2 separate regions of the Homo sapiens genome follow, and region 1 is linked to region 2. A link is a loop called in an ENCODE intact Hi-C map of the cell type or tissue named here. Cell type or tissue: OCI-LY7. All regions are shown on one strand. Links, peaks and the distances in the headings refer to the core of each region. The heading gives the core; the rest is flanking DNA. Region 1 overlaps DIP2C (disco interacting protein 2 homolog C). Region 2 overlaps DIP2C (disco interacting protein 2 homolog C).

What was found. Hi-C counts contacts between places; a loop is a spot of excess contacts. Peaks named below come from ENCODE experiments on the same cell type or tissue, not always from the same donor. Only the 100,000 strongest peaks of a DNase experiment are listed, where the experiment ranks them.
Region 1: it touches region 2 in a loop (6-fold over the local background); 1 of 110 quality-filtered maps calls a loop at or near these places.

The regions. Positions count from the first base shown.
Region 1 is chr10:283,461-293,229 of GRCh38, forward strand. DIP2C (disco interacting protein 2 homolog C) reads right to left here. Exons shown (of 37, transcript NM_014974.3): 33 at 4,904-4,961; 34 at 2,813-2,887. Among named protein-coding and RNA genes, the nearest start is that of ZMYND11, 150 kb to the left of the region's middle. RefSeq lists an enhancer at 353-422. In OCI-LY7, for the core only: a CTCF peak has its summit at 4,507; a DNase peak (open chromatin) is centred at 5,521; H3K4me3 peaks cover 1,586 bases; H3K27ac peaks cover 1,452 bases.
Region 2 is chr10:501,011-510,779 of GRCh38, forward strand. All of the region lies in intron 1 of DIP2C (disco interacting protein 2 homolog C), which reads right to left. Among named protein-coding and RNA genes, the nearest start is that of DIP2C-AS2, 120 kb to the right of the region's middle. RefSeq lists an enhancer at 5,947-6,526. In OCI-LY7, for the core only: no CTCF peak of the experiment used is centred there; a DNase peak (open chromatin) is centred at 4,731; H3K27ac peaks cover 1,714 bases.

The sequences.
Region 1 (9,769 bases), core at 3,550-6,049, 220 kb before region 2:
AAATGTCACTGTGGATGACATTATTTTATCTCCAGGGAAATGAGACTACAACTACTTTGACAATTCAGTACATTATATTCAGTGATAGTAAACGTTTCCTTGGACTGAATAACCAAGATGATGTTAATCTCATTCGGGTTTCTCGAGAGACACACAGAGGATACTGAAATAAAGGCAGTCTACCAAGTTTGTGGCCAAGCAACCAGCCAAGGCATCCCTATGGGGAACTGAATTAAAGCAGATTAGTTGAAGATTTAACAAATAGGTTTTAAAAATATACACATCAAATGAACAAAGTCACACTAGATTCCTTACACTTTAACGAATGATTATTTCTAAAGAGCAAGAACAATGCTGAAAAGCTTTGAGATTTCTTTTCTCATTTCACCTGGTTAGCTAATACTTTTGGACATATATTGCAATAAAACAACACACAGAAAAACAAAACCTAAGGGATGAAGGCACATAACACCAAAAACCGGAAACGAAAATGCCTGATGTCTGACATTTGGGGAAATAGGTAAGCAAAGACTGATATGGTGAGTCAAAGCGATAGCCACGTGGGTTACGGAGAACCATGGACAGGGCTGGGTAAAAGCAAAACCAGTGAAGTTCCACAGATGCCCACGCAGCTGTGCCCACACAGCAAGGGTCAGGAGAGGCAGGGCCTTGTAGACTCTGGAGTGTTTGCTGTGGAGACATTCTGGGCTTGGCTGTTTCCATTATTTTACTGACAATGAAAAGTGGTCAAGTTCCAGGAAGTCAGAAACTGGTTTAGTACTGCACCCACGTCCCCAGAGCAGTGCCTCACATATGGCAGGCACTCACTGCCTGCACAACAAATGAAAAAGTGAAACTGAGAGAGACAGTGCACCATCAGATCAGGGAAATGACAGCCGTCCTCTGTTCCCTAACACAAAGAAAATTCTCATTAAGGCAACTGAATATTACTCAGCCATAAAAAAGGAGGAAATGCTGCCATTTGCAACAGCATGGATGTACCTGGAAGACGTTGTGCTGAGTGAGAAGCCAGAACAGAGAAGGACAAATACTGCACCACCTCACTCATGTGGAATCTAAAAAGCTGAGTTCATAGAAGCGGAGGGTAAACGGTGGTTAGCCGGGACTTCAGAGTGGCAAGGGGGAGATGACGGGCAAGGGTGCAAACCCTCAGTTAGAGGGCAAACAGGTTATGGGGAGAAAATGTAGTGCGGTGACTACAGTTAATAATACTATATCACTTAATTGAAATTTGATAACAGAATAGATCCTAAATGTTCTCATCACACACACACACACAATGTGAGCTGATGGATAATAGAACTCGGTCGTGGTAACTGTTTCATAATATGTATATACATCAAAGCATCACAGTGCATTCCTTAATTTATATAACTTTCTCAATTAACCTCATAAAGCGGAAAAAACACACATTCTTAATAAGAAAGTCACCCTGGAAATTTCGCCAGTTCTGGCCACCCTCAGAGGGAAGAGAATTCTGACCCTGGCCCAGCCTACGTCTCGGGCAGCACCCGTGAGGACACCCTCCAGGTGCCGGAGAAGCAGGCTCTGCTTCCAGCTTTGTTTCTAGGAACACATTTAAAGGAAACTCCTAAGTGAGAGCTGCACAGAATTTTATCTCCGCAGTTCTGATCTTTCATGTATGTGACTGAGAGAGGTCAAGTGAGGGGCCAAAAAAAAAAAAAAAAAACACAAGGCCCAAGAAGCAAAGCAAGCTGGGACGTGAGAACTGGGGAGGGCTTGCTCATTGGTCAGGTGTTCACCCACGTGCGTGTAGAAACGTGCTCTTGCATGTGCTGGGGATGCGTCCAGGGCTGAGGAGGAGGAGGGCTGGTGCTGTTTATAAGATGCCAGTTCTTAGCACGCCTCCCACATGTGCTGCTGGGAGCCATTCAGGAAGGGGGGCGCCTCATGGGACAGGACAGGTGATAAGGGGAGTGAGGGTGTCCTTGGCCAGACATGGGGCTTTGTCCAACGGCACGGCAGGCCGGGGTAACCGGAGGGAGGGCACACGTGCTGCCACCGTGGGAGGAGGCTGGCTCCAGACATGCTCTTCTCCAGTGCCCTCTGCTTCCTCATAGAAGCAGGAAGCTCAGTGCCAGAGAGAATGCGGCGGAAGGAGGACGCATGAGACAAGTGGCCTCTCGGACTGGGGACGCCCAGCAGTGCCAGGGCCTGCTTGAGATGAGGTGTCAAGAGAGGAGACCAAGGCCACACAGCTCCACGAGGCGTCTTTCTCTAGCTGCATCCCGCCAGTGCGGAGGGGCACAGTGGCAGGGAGTTAAGAGCCAGCCAGGGCGGGCTCATTCTGAACACAATGAGGCAAAGGTGTCAAGTTCCACTGTTTGCTTTCTGATCTGAAATAAACACATGATCTCTTGGCTACTGTGTCCTGATGCTGTTGTTTGTACACTACTTCCTGTGGAGGTCTCTGCCACTTTCCTGGTGAAGGACTTCTCAGTAATAAAAGCAGGAACGTGGAAAGCAAACTCAAGAGCCAAGAAATAAAGAAACTCAGTCCATACACATTATGTGTTTAAATCTTTTCAGAATTATTTGAGGACAATCTATTATACTTCCCTAAGGAAGTGCCATTTTGTAATTGTGAGCTTTCATGGACTCATTTGAGCCATAAAGCTTACCTCACGCTATTTCCCAGGCAATCATAACTCACTCAGCTCAAACCGGTGTGTGGCAGATGGAGGGCATGTGAGCAGTTCTGATGGTGTCAAGGCAAGCCAAGGATACATAACAGAAAAGTAACCTGGATCTCGGAGGACACTCAACTCACCTCTCCAAGGTGTGAGTCCCCCAGCGGTCCTTTTGTTTCTGGGTTGGCAATTATAATCCGAACCCCTGGAAGTATCTATTTGGGAGAGGAAAAGTCTCTTGTCAATGGGAGGAATACAGGGAGAGACTACACACAAGCCAACCTCAATCTCATCTTTATGCCATTTCCTTTCAAGACTGTTTAGAAAGCAATTAAATCAAAACTATATGCCACATAGTTATGACCCATTATACAACCACAGCCTCACAATCACAGCCTCACAATCACATTCTCACTGTAACTGTCAATATTGTATGCTGTTATGGTGACCTCAAAATTAAACATTTTGATTGTCAGTCATACCTCAATAAAGCTAAGAGAAATCTATTGAAAATCATGAAAATAATGTTTGAACAAAAACATGGTAAATGATATAATGTTTAACACAGCCTGACCTTGAAAAATGGGAATTTTCAGTTGTTTCAATGAAGTTATTTAAGATATTTACATAGAGTCAATATTACATCTCACATCATGGCACACACATGGATGGAGGGTGATGCTTGCAGTAATCGCTGAAGGAAGGGAGTCACATAGTGACGTTTTCAGGGGTAAGCATGGACTCGAAGATAACCCAAAATGCTTTTGGCAAAATGATATAGTAGGCAGCTGCTCTGGTGGTGCCAGAAGGGAAAGATTGTGGGTCAACTGCTGGTGAAGTCTGCAGGTTTTCGTTAGAACGTCCGTGTGGATCTCCAGCTCATCTCCACCGAATTTTCAACTCAAGATACTGGGGAACTTTTTCCTGCAGGTAAACATCTTTTACTGTAATAGATGTCAGTACTAAGCATTTCCTTCTTTTTTTTTTTGAGACAGGGTCTAGTTCTGTCACCCAGGCTGGAGTGGCATGATCACAGCTTACTGTAGCCTTAAGCAACCCTCCAGCCTCAGCCCCACAAAGTGCTGGGATTACAGGCATGAGACACTGGCTCTGGCCAGAATTTCCTTCTTAAAGTTTACCTTAGAAATATCTCACATTCCACTGATACCACTTATATAAGGAATCAAAGGTTTATTCTGGAAATCCTGAATATAGCCTGCCTCAGATCAGCTCATCTAACATTTATGATTGAGATAAAGGCAAAACATTTTATGGTAAAAACACAGAACGTCTTGGAATAGTCACACTGTTAAATCTCACTTAAGTCTGAAGTGAGATTTCAGGGCTCTGGATTCTGCTGCTGACTATGGTCCGCCAGACTGTTAGGATGGATGGTGAGCACATTCCTACTGTTGGAACCAACTCTGTGAAGCATTCTAACTTGCAGCCATGCAGGCAACTTTATAATAGAAGCAACATGAGATGCTCTTAGAATTATGTCAATGGAGAAGGAATCTGACAACTGGGGCCGAAACGGAAAAAAAAAAAAAAAAAAGAGTCTTTATTTAGGTGTTTAAATATCTTTCTTGCCCTTTAGTTCTAGTAAAAAAACAAAAAAACAAAAACAGAAACAAAAAACACACCCACTGTGGCAGAAACTACTGGTTGTCTCTTGTTAACCATTCTTTTCTACTTTCATAGTAATAGATACCCTGATTTTTAGGTAGGCCTTTACATATTCAGAATTGATATCTCAATAGTTCCCAACCTTTAGCTAGGTGTGGCCATGTGACCACATTCTGATCAATGGAATTTCAGTGTAGGACAGCTTGGGAACCTTCTCTATGGTCTGCATGCTTTGTTCTCTTCTTTTTCTGTTTCTCCTCCTGCTGGCTGGAATGTGGAAATGATGGCTGGAGCGGAAGCAGCCGCTTCAGCTCCTGAGGGGCCCCTGGTAATTGGGCTCCAATGCGCAGAACGAGGCTGAAGGCACCAGGGCCTCTGCTGGCTTCATGGAGGAGGAGATGCCTATTTCCTAACTTTTACCTGAGGAAAAAAGTCTAACTTGTTTAAAACACTGTTATTTTGAGTTTCTATACTCACTGATATGTTACTTTCAAGAAATTGTTTTGGAAAAAACATTCTAAAAAATACATTTCCTAAAATTTCAAAGCCCATACAGTCAGAAGCGAACGGATACAGAAATGCGTGCCTCTTCCTATAATACTTACCTTTCCCGATTCCATCAGGGGCAGACTATGAGGGGATCCTCTTTCCACTAAGCGGACTCTGCAAACAGAAAGAGAAAATATTCCTAGATGTGTTTGCTGTCCAGTTTTCCCCTTCACCAATTCACACGAGGTCACGAGCCTGGCAGCTGTCCGGGAAAGCTGATTCTGAGCATCATCCAACAGCAAGGACGAAGCTGCAGAAAGAGCAGCCCAGCAGCAGAGGAAACTGAACCCGAAGCGAGGGCCACAGAGAAGGCAGATGAAGCCGCATCTCTCAAACCTGCAAAGTAACTGGGAAAATGACTCTGAGCTGAAAGTAACCATGAGTCCACTTAGCATTTTCAGAAAAGGAAAAGAACACGGATTACAGAGTTTCCTTGAAAGAGCTGCGGGTCACCCACGACTGTGTTGCCTGGTCCTCAAGCACCGACGGCTGTCCTGCGGGTGGAAGGCAGGGCCAGGTGTGCAGCGGCCGAGAGCCCTCCCAAGACAGCGCGTGCATCGCAGCCACAGGAGCAGAGAGAATTGCTGGGCCCTGACGGCAAAGGTACTCAGAAAAGAAACTCTTACTTCAAAGAATACATAATGATAATTTAATCTTAAGAACTGCCAAGGACATCGCAGCAGGCCACAACCAGAGCTTCGCTAACAGTCCTCCCAGGTGCATTATTTATTTTGAGGCCTTCACTACTGGTTTTGCATTTTTACCAGGTGCCTAGTGGACCATCACACTCTTCATTCACCTAAGGGGCAATTTTTTTTATTTAAACAAAATAAAGCAAAGGAGAAAGTGCTTGAAGGCTTGAAGATGGTGAATCACAGGACGACATGCCTCCCACCTGGGGACAGGGTGCGGGCAGGGGGCCTGTGGGCTCCTGAGACACCCTTCCTACCATCCCCCAGTGATGTTTTTTTTTTTTTAAAGAGACAGGGTCTCGCTCTGTCACTCAACCTGGAGTACAGTGGCACAATCATGGCTCATCGCAGTCTGACCGCCTGGCCTCAAGCAATCCTCCCACCTCAGCCTCCTGAGTTGCTAGGGCTACAGGTGTGTACTACCACATCTGGATAACTTTTAAGTTTCTGTAGAGAGGAGATCTCACTATGTTGCTTAGGCTGGTCTCAAGCTCCTGGTCTCAGATGATCCTCCTGTCTCAGCCTCAGAAACTGCCAAGATTACAGGTGTAGCCACCATGCCCAGCCCTCACTGAGATTTGAAACACACCAAGAACCCACTCTTATGCACTCGACACAGCAGTCTTCCTCTGTAACTGACAGATGTACCAAGAAGGAGGATGAGGGGTAGGGAAGGGGCAGGAGGTACCAAGAAAGAAGCCTGAGTGTCTCCGGGCCCTGAGGGACCAGTCCAGCACAGCCCTCTGCGTGGCACGAGGGAGGCCACGGAGGGTGCGCACCCCTCTGGGAATGGGGGTGTTTCTGCTGCCACAGTGGGAGGCACCCAGCAGTGTGGTAGGTGGCACCGGCCTGACGTCCTCCACGTGCCAGACATGTGGCTGCACTGCTCCTGCCAGACCTAGGGCTGTCTGCAGCCAGGGGCACCATCTCCTCTGGCTGTTGAGTGACTGAGGCCACAGGACAATTCCTCCCCCCAGCCTGCTGTGTCTTCTCCGGTTGCTGCAGACAGAAGCACCCGTGCCGGGGAGGATCCTCTGTGGCGGAAACAGGGAAGGCCAGCAGCACTTTCTCCTCTGCGGGAGAACAGAGAGGAGACGCTGGGGAGGGTGCCTGTGTGCATCAGCAGGAGTCTGATGAGGGAGAAAGACTTACTGGAGCCATTTCAGATCAGATGACAACCATTAACTCTGTGGTGTCTGTCTTAAATGGAAACCTTGATGCCAACAGCTGATGAGGGCTGCCAAACAGCTCACATGATTCAAACTCTTACGGAACACGCCGATAGGCTTGATGACGCTAACCTCCAAAAATGCCTTAACTGGCTGTTTTAACACAGAATTGCAAGAAACTAAAGAACTTTTAGGAGCCTGGTAGCATTATGCTAATTCAGGACTTGCCATGAGAATACCTAGAATTTGCGGTGCAACACAAATGTGCTCTCCTCTGGACACTGACCACGGAGAAGCTCACAGCCAGAGGTGGCATGCACATACTTGGGATGTCGGCAGGACATGGCCATGCCAGGACAATGATGCTGACTCCTTCCTCCGTGCCAGGAGGCCCGCAGATGTGCCCTGATCTGAGCGGCCAAGTGGAGTCAAAAGCCAGCGAACCGTGGGCTTCACCCCAAATGAAGACAGCAGTAGAGAAGCCAGGCCAAGCTGGCCGGGGCAGCGGTGAGAAAGGGGCACCTGGAGATGATGAGGAGAGGGAAAGAACTAGGAGGGGGTCAGAGGCCCCCACCTCAGCATCCTACAAAGGCCAGGTGACCAGCCAAGGAGTGAAACTCAGCCAAAACCGAGGGCTGTTTAGGACACACCATCTCCATTTCTGCGGCCAATCCTCAGTCATCTCTACTTTAGGACGTTTGAGATCCTGTCGCTGGCCGGAATCAGATGCACCTGGCAGCTCTGGGAGCTGTCGCTACAGGGATGACTTCAGACAGGGTAAGGGGGTCACTCAGGAAACAAGGCTCTGGAGTTATAAAAGTGATGGGCAAATGCCCCAGGGCTCTGCCAGGCAGGGCCCAGGCTGTGCAGCATTCCCAGATCTTCCTTATCTCCATCCCTGTGTGTTTTTACCTTGGCCTGTGCCCAGCCACTAAGGGGGCATGGAGGAAAACAAGACAGGTGAGGCTCTGGGCAGGTGTGTGCTGGCCAGTGCCTCACCCTCCGGCCGTATGTCCTTCACTCTCTCCAGCCTCTGCCCCCATATTGATCCTAAGCCTCAGGAAGCGAAGCAAGACGGAATCTCAGCTGAGAACCTTGTCTGAAGTGTTGAAAACACGGAAGATCATCAAGAATTCCCTCTCTGGTTCATGTGAAAAAGGTGTGTTTTGTATGAAAACAGGCACAGGGTGCTAAATCACTCAGGTCGGTGCTGGATGAAAAAGCTAAATATCCTGCTAGCAAATGCCACACAGGAATTCCTTCTTCTACACCAAGGGGAACAATATCCACACAGCCAAGAGAGGAAAAAAGCTACCCCGTATCTAAGGGCAGAAGAGATGTCTTCCTAAAGAACTAGGAGATATATTTGTAACATACACATCAGAGGGCTGATTCCCTCCATGTGCAAAGAACTCATAGAAATGAAACCAGGTGATCTTGGTTGTTCTCAAAAGTAGTGTTCTCCACAGTTACAGAGTGGGCTGAGTTAAGACCCGGGTCAAAGTGTGCTGCTCGGTGCTGACTTTCTCAAACTGGGGATCATATGCAGACATCTCCAGGTTTGGGCAAATTAAATGAGCTATGAATCTGAAGTGCTTGTGGTGCGTGAGTTATAAGTAGCTGGGGTTATTAACACTTCTCAGTTAGAACCAGGTTGTAAGGTTAACACCAAGGCGTTGCCTGGCACACGAGAGGTGGGCTGCTGGAGGGAGATGCAGAGGTCTGTGGACTCCGGGAGCCAGAGGGGAGCAGGAGGACTCCATGGGGGAGGGAGAAATACAGGCTCAGCCAGGCTGGCCCTCTCCTGCGGGAAGTGTGACTGAGCCACCAAAAGGACCAAGTCATGCTGTAAGAAGACTCTCATCTTCCAAGAGCCATTGTGCCGAGGCTGGCGTCCAGCAGAGCTCACCTTCTGTGAGAGCACCTGCCGCTCAGGTCACACTGCAAAGTCAGCTTTAGACAACTCAGGGCTGAGGAAACCTGTCAGCTCCAGATCCGGAACTTTGTGCCACTTTTCTTGCTGCCTCCAACGTGCATTACTGCTGCCCAAATCGGCTCCACGAACCATTACTGCTGACACCCTTCCCTAGGTGAAAGTTGGTTTTAAACAGTGCACCTACTTTCACATCAAGGTTACAATTTAACTGTGTGTCTGAATAAACTCTTCCAGCCTGGCCTCTGTCTCACCCCTTATTTCTTCTCCAGTCCAGTATAAATCTTGGACTTGCGGGGAATAAACTGTCTTTTCATCCTACGCTGTCAAGTGGACTTGAAGTTCGGACTTTTGCTAGAAAAGCAGAGATAGAGAGTTGACATGAGGGAACTTGCTACTAGCCTCTAACTTGCCCTGTCCTTGAACTGCCCTCAAATGGACTCAAACTTAGCAACCTGTTTTGCTAGAAGCGACGTCTCGGAAGGCTGAAGCCCTGATGGCGCCGTGCAACCGAGTGGGGAACGAATGCATGGCTGTCACAAGAGGTCTGTGAGGTCTTCATTCTTCATTCGTGCCTCCTGGCATCACACGTCTGGCCTCCTGGGAACAGGTGGGAAGGTGCTGCTGAGATAATCAGGTTTTTCATCATTTGTCTAAAGAGAGCCATGGTTGAACTTCTCACTAATCCTTCCCTGCAAAGCTACAGAAGAGACTCTTTCTTCCTCCAACTGAGATTCTCACCCAGGGGCAAGGAGCCTTGTCTGAGCCATGCAAAGGCGGATGAGCACAGCTGCCCTCTGCCTAGGACCACCACCCCCTGGCAGCACCCGCTAGCTGGCAGAGAATCCATCAGCACCCCAGCTCTGGAGACGTCAAAACAACCAAGAAACAAATAGCATTCTCTACCCCAACAGAAGTGCGCCGGCATACGGCAGCACTGCCCCCGCCAGAAAGACAACTGCTTCGGACCAGTGCAGCTGGAGCCCCTGACCAATGCCCTGGGGTGGGGCATCTGATGCAGATGTCAGCAGAGCATCCACTGGGAGCCCACCCTGCCTGCCCACACCACTACTCAGCACTGGCCTGATGGTCACTCATGACCTGAAGGGTCCAGCATCCTCAGCACCT
Region 2 (9,769 bases), core at 3,699-6,198:
TATATGTAATAAGCTCAAGTTATTCCAGAGAAGTTTGTACACACATTATGACTTTCTCTGAGGCCAGTGAGCTGCGGGCAACCCTCCAGGAAACACTGAGGCTTCCTGTGCACTAATTCACATTGTGTCAAAAATACTGAGTTGCAGGGAGGAAAGCAGAGATGATTCCTGGTGCAACATGTAAATGTGGTAAGATTTTGATGGTTTCACTAGCTATTTAAATAATAATGTTGATAGTACACACTTTAGTTTGTGGAAACATCCTTTCTAGAAGATCTTGCCCAACCTTTATTAAGTGGCAATAATTAAGAATATACTTTATTTAGAAGGCAAATAAAGTAGAATGTATGCAGTCCTATACTCATTGATACATTATGAGTAGAACTTGTTAAGATCTCTGCTTTGCAATACCAACTTTTATGAAACAAACCTGTTTATGTAAGCACATATGTATTCAAGGATTTTTATAATAATATGTTTATGAAAACACATGCGTTGATACCATATTACCCCAATTATAGAGGGAAGATGAGAATATCTGATCAGAAAGAATGGGGAGGCTTCATTTAAAATGAAAAAAAGGTCAATAATCAAAGTGCAAAACCGATCGAAGAATATGATCGTATTACAAGGTGACTTGCAGAACAAAGCAGTCCAGACAGGCAAAAGGACTGGCACGGAGAAACACAACTGAGTGAAATTACATTGAATTCAACACATAGGCACCGCAATATCCATTCATTCAGGAATATGCGTTACACACCGACCACAGGCCAGGCACTGTGCCAGGTATTTGGCAATATCAGAACACAAAACATAAAACCTCTGCACCTTCGTGGCACTTCAATTCCTGGCCAGGTGTGCTGGCTCACACCTGTAATCCCAGTGCTTTGGGAGGCTGAGGTGGGAGGATCACTTGAGCCCAGGAGTCTAAGACCAGCCTGGGTAACATAGTGAAACTCCATTTCTACAAAAAACAAAATTAATTAATTGGGTATGACAGCATGCACCTGTAGTCTCAGTTACTCAGTAGGCTGAGGTGGGAGGATTGCTCGAGCCTGGGAGGTCGAGGTTGCACTGAGCTATGATTCCACCACTATACTCCAGCATGGGTGATAGTGACCCTGTCTCAAAAACATTCAAATTCCCACATCATAGTTTTTACAACACCAATATACCATGCAACCATCTCCCTGATAAGCCCAATCATTTACTGGTCAATGCACAGAATGTGAAGATATTATGAGGCACACACAGGAACTAAACCTACATGAATTTTTATCTTTTGCTAAAATGAGATTTGGGTGAACTAAATAAAACCACCATGAGTGTTCAAAGGAAAATACTTTTCAAGTGAACTGAAACAAAAATTAAAATCTATGAAATGCAGCCAAAATAATGATGGGAAGTAAGCTCATAGGACGAAAGGCTCATATTCGAAAAAAGTAAGGTCTCAGGTCCATAATCTAAGCTTCTATGTTAAACTCAAAGCCAGAAAAAGACATCATAATGAGCACAAATCAAAGAAACTGAAAACAGAAAGGAGGAAACTCAAGTCACACCAAAAGCCTACGTATAAAAATTCCCAAGGGATCTACAAAAGTCAGTCCTAGATCCAATACCTGAGTTCAGCCAAGTCACAGCACACAGTCAAAGTGTACTCTACGTATTGGCAATTAGTATTTGGGACCTAAATGTTAAAAACAACACTATTTACAGTAGCTGTATAAAAAACACTTAGGTATACATTTAACAAAGCACACAGAGGATGTGTATGAAGAAAACCACAAAACACTGAAGAAAGAAAGGAAAGAGCTACCTCAACTGAGCCACGAGTCCAAGGAGAAGCGGCAACACAGTCAAGACACCAATTCTCTCCACGTTGACCAACAGACTTACCACAACTCCAACATAAATCCCGCCAGGACACTGACCTGCGGACTTACCACAATTCCAGCATAAATCCTGGCAGGACACCGACCTGCAGACTTATTACAATTCCAGCATAAATTCCGCCAGAACACTAACCTGCGGACTTACCACAATTCCAACATAAATTCCGCCAAGACGCCTACCTGCAGACTTACCACGATTCCAACATAAATCCCGCCAGGACACTGACCTGCGGACTTACCACAATTCCAACATAAATTCCGCCAGGATGCCTACCTGCAGACTTACCACGATTCCAACATAAATCCCGCCAGGACACCGACCTGCGGACTTATCATGATTCCAACATAAATCCTGCCAGGACTTTCTGTAGATGCAGACAAGCTAAAAGTTACATGAAAGGGAAAGAAACAGGACAATAAACGTTCCAATTTAAAAACTGGCAAAGATCGAACAGACACTTCAATGAAGTGGATGGACATAATAAGCACTCGGAAACTAAAAGAACTGACCACAAAAGAGAGTGGCAGTGCTACTATACATAAATTTAACAAGCAAAATAAAACTACAAGGGAGAAACAAATGGAACCAAGGGCTACAAAGATGTATCTTAAAGCTGGCGGAAAACCATGGAAGTGTTCCTAGCCTCTTTCTCTGAGAGCACCACCTGACCATCCAGGAGTCGTCACTGACAGACCCAAAACCAGTGGGTGCTAACCACAGCTTCCACCCTGAGAGGGAAGAGTCATTTGAAGAACATCCAGCAATATTCCTTCGGCTCTTACCCCTCTGCTGTGCCAAACACCGAGTTAACGTTTGCTGGCCTCTATATGCACACTGAGGTCTGCATTTGTAACCGCATTTTTACATCTTTCAGGACAGGACAATCCTCCTTTGTCCCCTATGGTTTTCATCACGGTTCTATATACACCTGAAAATCTCTGCCGCCTACATCAGACGTTTTGTCTAAACCCATTACTGTGACTTACCCTAAATTTACAACCATTGATTTCAATTCCAAGTCCAAAGACTCATTTCCACAGTAATTATTTTACTCAGAAATTAAATTCCAGATTCCTGATCACACTTAAAGTCAACTGCTTTCAACTTCTGGGTTATAGATACAACTGGTCTAATTCTGTAACCTGAGAGGATTTCATGGAAATACTCTCTCTTCATCTCACGACACACACAGGTGGTAACTGCAGCCTTCAACCTAACTGCCTTCCTAACCAGAGCATGAAAGAGCAATAAAGAGTATTTATCCCCATCTCCTTGGGCTGGAGACCCACAGCGTATCAATCACTGTCAAATCACTGTTGTGCAAAAATCAGTTCCAACGCCCTGTGGAGAATAAAGGCCACGCTGGAAGAGGCACGCAAGGGAAACAGCCGTCTGCCATGGGGCTCCCACCCCCGAGACGGCAAATCCATGCAGGCGTGCCGAGGCTGGCCACCCGCTGATACCCTGCTACCATGGAACTATTCCAGGCACGAACTACCTGGAAGTCCTGGGAGAGAAACCCAGCACACAATGTTGCCGTCAGACCTGCAGGTGTGATCCCTAGCACAGCCACCTTAGGCCGGGAGAGCGAGGATGGGACTCAGAAGCTGCAAGATGACCATGCAGAGAAGCACCCACGGCTCCGTGACCAAGTCTGACCATGCAGAGAAGCACCCACGGCTCCATGACCAAGTCTGACCATGGAGAGAAGCACCCACGGGCTCCGTGTCCAAGTCACAAGTGACAAGATGAGACGCTTCCCGTGTTCCCATGTTCTGTCACTTTAACACTAAAAATTTAGTACATCTTACTGTTTCCTAAGAAAGCATAAGGCCTGAGTAGCAGGTGGCCGCTAACCTGGTTCTTTTCAGCTTCATAACAGAAGGCAATAGCTATATAAACCAAATCGCACTATGGCTGCATCACGGCTTTCATTGCATGTCAAACCCTCAGCTCCAGCGGTGCTGACCCCGTCATACTCAGAGAAGAGGTGAGCTCTTCAATCTCCATTTCTCAACACTCCAAGCTGTTTCCATATGAGCTCATGTGACTCTCAGTGCTAGGTTCGTTCATTCATTCATTCATTCATTCAGCAAAACCGCCGTGAACCCGCGGGATCCCCACCCTGCCCTCCAAGGGATACTATTCTGATGGGACCTGTGTCCACACCCATATTACTGCAGCCCAGCACCCTTCCCGGAACCGTGTGCATCTCCCCAAAAGAAAACTGTACAGAAAACGGCAACGGGTCCAGTCATGTTCCGAGGAGCAATTCCAATTGCTGATGTTTTAAGGCAACAGACTAATAACCGGCACCTCATCAACACAGAGTCACTAACTTCCCAGCAGTGTCTCTAGTCCCTCTACAAGGATATACAGATATACACGCAGGAGCTATCTTAGGAGGCAACAAGACGCTCTTCAGGAAACAGGAGAAAGCAAAACATTTGAGGAACGGACAGGGGCATCTCCACCTTCTACTGCCACAATTTGTGTGTTAGTGATCAAGCCAAGGTTCTCAACCTTTCCAATCTATTAACCCCCTGCCTGAGGCTCTCGACTGATCCCCAGCTGTACTTCCTGGCAATAAACAACCTGCCCAGCTGTGATTCCTGTGTGCACCTGACACCAGGGAGATGGAGCTGCCTGCCCAGCGGTGCTTCCTGTGGGTGCCCCTGACCCCACAGGAGATGGGGACCACCTGCCCAGCTATATTCCCTCTGTGGGCACCTGACACCAGGGAGATGGAGCCACCTGCCCAGCTGTGCTTCCTGTGGGTGCCCCTGACGCCACAGGAGATGGGGACCACCTGCCCAGCTATATTTCCTCTGGGTGCACCTGACACCAGGGAGACAGAGCTGCCTGCCCAGCTGTGCTTCCTGTGGGTGCCCCTGACACCACAGGAGATGGGGACCACCTGCCCAGCCATATTTCCTCTGGGCGCACCTGACAACAGTAGGATGCTGCATGTGCCTACACTGACAGCTACAGCATCATCTCCTGCTGTAAAAACTCCCTTTCAGAGGTAACAGGACAATGGGGCAGGTTTTCTCCTGGAGAAGTAAAGAAGCTGAGAAATCCAGGGGATTAGGAACGCAGGTGACAAAAGGAGGTTGTGACATCTACACGATGTCACATTTGGCAGCACAAGGGAGTGCTGGTATGTGCTGCTAGGTACTGTTATTCCCAGAACCACCTCACACTGCATGGCATTGACATGCTTCCCATGCTCGTTACCCTTCGGAAGACACATTTAAATAACCTTGACTTGCTGGGATGCAGCTGGAGAGAGATGCCTGGAGACCACCAGCCCAGAGTCAAGGCTCCATTTTCTCCTGCTTGCAGGACTTCTGCATGAAGCTAAGGCATCCAAATGTGCATAAGATTTATGAAGAGCAGACAAGCTGCATGACATCTTCTGAGAGGGAAGCTGTGCCATGTCAGGGGTTGGGACAGCAGCAGCAAGGGGGATCAGCCCAAGGCCTGGGGAGAGGCAGTTGGGAAATCTCAGTGTGTGTAGCCCTGGGGTCTGAGGCTTTCAACTGTCCATGTGGCTCCCACAGCTCAAGTCCAGCGTGTGGTCATGACCCAGGGCAGGGCCACTCACAGAGCACAGTTCATCTCAAATGTGATGGGGACGCTGAATGATACGCCAACGTACCAGAATAGAATCCCCAGTACTCACATGCAGAAGGCACTCCCAGCAACACGCATGCCTACACCACCCTGCACCAAGGGGCTGGGCACTCCTGCAGTCTGCAGCTGCCTCCTATCCCCCAACACACAGTGGCCTCCCGGGACAACATTCTATTTGCCGGCCACAGCCTGGAGCCCCCAAAGCACGGAGGAGGGGCTTAGCGAGCCACGCAACGTTCCCACCTCACACCCAGGAAACGAGCCCCTCACTGAAGTGGGTCCTGCACCCGCCAGCTGTGCATGATCAGAGGTGTGAGGTTATGGACATGGTCACACACTGTGCACAGAGGTGTGAGGTCACAGACCTGGTCACCCACTGTGCATGATCAGAGGTGTGAGGGCATGGACCCGGTCAACCACTGTGCAAGACGAGAGGCGTGTGGTCAAGGACCTGGTCACCCACTGTGCACGATAAGAGGTGTGAGGTCACGGACCCGGTCACCCATTGTGCACGATAAGAGGTGTGAGGTCACAGACCCGGTCACCCGCTGTGCACGATGAGAGGTATGCGAGGTTAGGGACCTGGTCACCCACTGTGCAGTCAGAGCCATGCGACGTTACAGACCTGGTCACCAGCTGTGCCCAATCAGAAGCTTTTGAGGTTAGGGACCTGGTCACCCGCTGTGCACAGAGGCGTGAGGTTACGGACCTGGTCACCCGCTGTGTCCAATCAGAGACGTATGAGGTTACAGACCTAGTCACCAGCTGCACACAATCAGAAGCTTTCAAGGTTAGGGACCTGGTCACCCGCTGTGTCCAACCAGAGCTGTGCGAGGTTACAGACCTAGTCACCAGCTGTGCCCAATCAGAAGCTTTTGAGGTTAGGGACCTGGTCACCCGCTATGCACAGAGGCGTGAGGTTACGGACTTGGTCACTCGCTGTGCACTATCAGAGGTGTGTGAGGTTAGGGACCCGGTCACCCGCTGTGTCCAATCAGAGGCGTGCGAGGTTAGGGACTGTGTGCGCGGTGACGGACCTGGTCATCAGCCAAGATTCCTGATGTTTCCAGTGTCATCTCAGCTTCCTTCAAAACTTGAAATCTTTAGATATTTCCCAAAAGCTCGTCCGTCTTTGAAAACGATACATATGCGCACAGGTGAGTTTGTTCCCGCACATTCCTTTCAGTACTGACGATTGAAGATCGAAGGTTAGAGCATTCCAGCCCAGTGCCCATGTCCCACCCCATCTGTGAAAACCTGAGCACAATCAGAGGCTGCAGACAATCTCTGCATCATCCTCAGAAACTGTTCCTGACCATTCACCTGAGGCCACCAAGTTTAAATGAGGGGCCCAAGTTTTAAAAGACAGGAGAAGACTTTTCCACAATCTTTTTCTGAAGACAGAGTCCATGCGTTGTATCATCAGCACCATTTGTGCCTGTCCTGGTCAGGAAGAGCTGCAACCACGTCTCTGTGCTCTTCCAGTGCAGGGTGCTGCCCTTCCCTCCCTTTCCAAGCACAGAGCAGCTCCTGATGACCCAGCACCTCTGCTCAGCCACCTTCCCCCAACGCCTTCCTCCCTCACGCCACAGAGGAGCTCGTGCAGCCAGGCTTTCTGGCTCACCACCGCGATTCAGTCACTTACACCCTCATTCCAGGCTGAAAATCTCTTCTGAAAATATCCAAATCTTACCCATGTCAGGCTCCATCTTTTCCCCAGAGCCCCTCACCCACTCCAGAGCAGCATCTCCGGTGCCCGTGCAGCCTGGGCGCAGATCCACAGGCTCAGAGTGCCCAGGCCCTCAGCCCCTCCATGTGTGCCCTTACTCCCTTGCTCCCCAGCGTTAATGCCCCCATCCTCGATTTCCTGGTAGGCAAAAGGGGGTTAATTCTAACAGTGCTTACCTAACTGGATAATTTCATACCGCATCCGGCCCAGCATACTGCCTTGATAAATGACAGGTCCTGCTGCACTGTTACCATTGTGCTGGTTCCGGATTTCCTGTGAGCCGCTAAGCTCTTCGCAGCAAAGACCACTCAATGGTCTGGTCCAGGACTCTCTGGGATGGATGGATGGGTGAGTGGCTGATGGACAAGTGTGATGCTGAATGGGATCATGCAAAGCTGGCCCCACGTATTTTGGTCAACGTAAGAAAAAAGCCTCCCATGTTTGCTTGCTGCCACCCTAACCGCAGCGTCCAGAAGAAGCCACTTAAAGGCAACTGTACCGCACATACAGGAGATGGCGAGACGAGACTGGCTGGAGATGGGAAGTTGTGTACTACTGATCAGGGCTGCATGACCCAAAAAAGGCATCACTCGAAAACACGGCTGTTCCAACAGCAGTGCTGGAAGGCGGCCACTCTGACCCGACCGTCCACCTCCAGGGTCAGCCACCTGGCACCTCTTGGATGTCTCATCCTGGGCACCCCTTCACAGAGTAAATGAGCCTTTTAACTTCAGCCTGTCCTCGCTAGAACACTGACTCCCACCTCCCATGTCCTGAACCGGCCTGTTCCAGGGACTGCTGTGGACAGACGAGCAGGCCCAAGATATCTAGTGGCATTTCCTGGCAAGGACACTCACGATGCTTGACCATACAACTAGGGGTCGATTGGTTTTTTAGACTGACTGTAATTCCCTGGTGGCACGCGTGGATACTGATTCACCCGGGGAGGGGCATAGAGGAGACTGAAGGAAAACCCGTCCTAACCGCGCCAGGTATTCCCGCACGCACCGATATCTTCAGACTTCTGCAGCATCCTCCTCCTACAGACAAACTGAAGCTCAGAGACACTAAGGAGCTTGTCCAAGACCAGCAACAAGTATGTGAGCAGCTGGGATTCAACCAGGTCCTTCCCTGGATCCATCCGCGCTGCTCCCCCTCCCACCCCGAGGCAGCTCCAGATGGACACAGCAGGTCGGAACATCCCACACCCCAAAGACAGACTACGGAGCAGAGCCGGCTTCCGCAGCGGAAACTCACACACAGCCCATTCCCATTCTTGCCGAATATCTCAGGGACTCTGTGCGGTAAGGGCTGCAGGTGTGACCTCACTCTGCGCCAGGAGATCCGGGTGGTAGGCAGTGTTTTGGAGGGTGCTCGTCCAGACGAGAGAGAGGCATCTAAGGGGGCTCATAAGCAGATCCATGAGACACAGGACACCTCAGAGAAGGGCCGACAAACCCCACAAAGTCGCTCCCATCCTGGAGAGCAGCTTGGAGAGGACGGGGCGCCGCAGTCTCCTCCCAGCCCACGCTTCGGCATGGAGAGCAGCTTGGAGAGGACAGGGCCGCCGCAGTCTCCTCCCAACCCACGCTTCAGATGGGTCTCGCTGCAGCCTGTGGTGCTCATCAGGCTAAGCAGCAAGAGGAAGCTTCCCAGGGCAGGAGTTCTCCTTTCACAGCAAAAGTGGCACAGGCAATGCAGCAGGGCTACTTCAGCCCAGGGCTCAGGAACCACGGGGTGCAGCGCGGCCTGCAGCAAACCAGACACATCAGAAGCCAAGGTCCCACTTTAACATTCAGTGACATCGAACGGAGGGAGTTATCTGTAGCAATCGCCTTCCTGGGGGACCCGTACAACACGCATGACCACTGAAACTGACTGAGTCCCTTCTAGGTCCTGGGGGCTACCCCACTTTACACTCATTGGTTCCATTCACAAATCTATGTGGGGCAGTTGTTAGCCCCAGTTTAGAGATGAGGAAAATGCTGCTTGGAGAAACTAAATGATAAAACCAGACTTCAACACACCTTGCCGTCTCCAAGACCCCTGCTCTGTGTCCTAGGGTCTCAGGGGCTGGGTATTCGGCATTTTAAGTGACTAATCATAGGCAGTTTTCTTCTCTCCTGCACCTATATTTAGCCTGAACGTGCACGTACATGCTCAGCTGCAGGTGCACTGCCGTATGTGGACCAGCAACGCTCTTTCCCGCCTGGGGTTCTCGTGACCACCTTCCGGAAAGCTCTCGCCTGCTTTACAGCCGTGCCAGGCAGGCCTGGGCAGCCGCACAGTGAAATTACTGCAGGGTCAGAGCCAAGTGCTGGCTGAGATTTTAACAGCGAAGACAGCAGAGCAATGGGGATAAGCTGAACAAAACTCTATTGCAGCACAGACGGAAATCTAGAAGCAAAAGAAGCTGACACCCCTGAGAGAGCAGCTGACTGCATCTCACTGTGACGTTAACAGCAGCCTGCTGTTTCCAGCGCCTCCGTGTGCCGGGGTTTCCAGTCA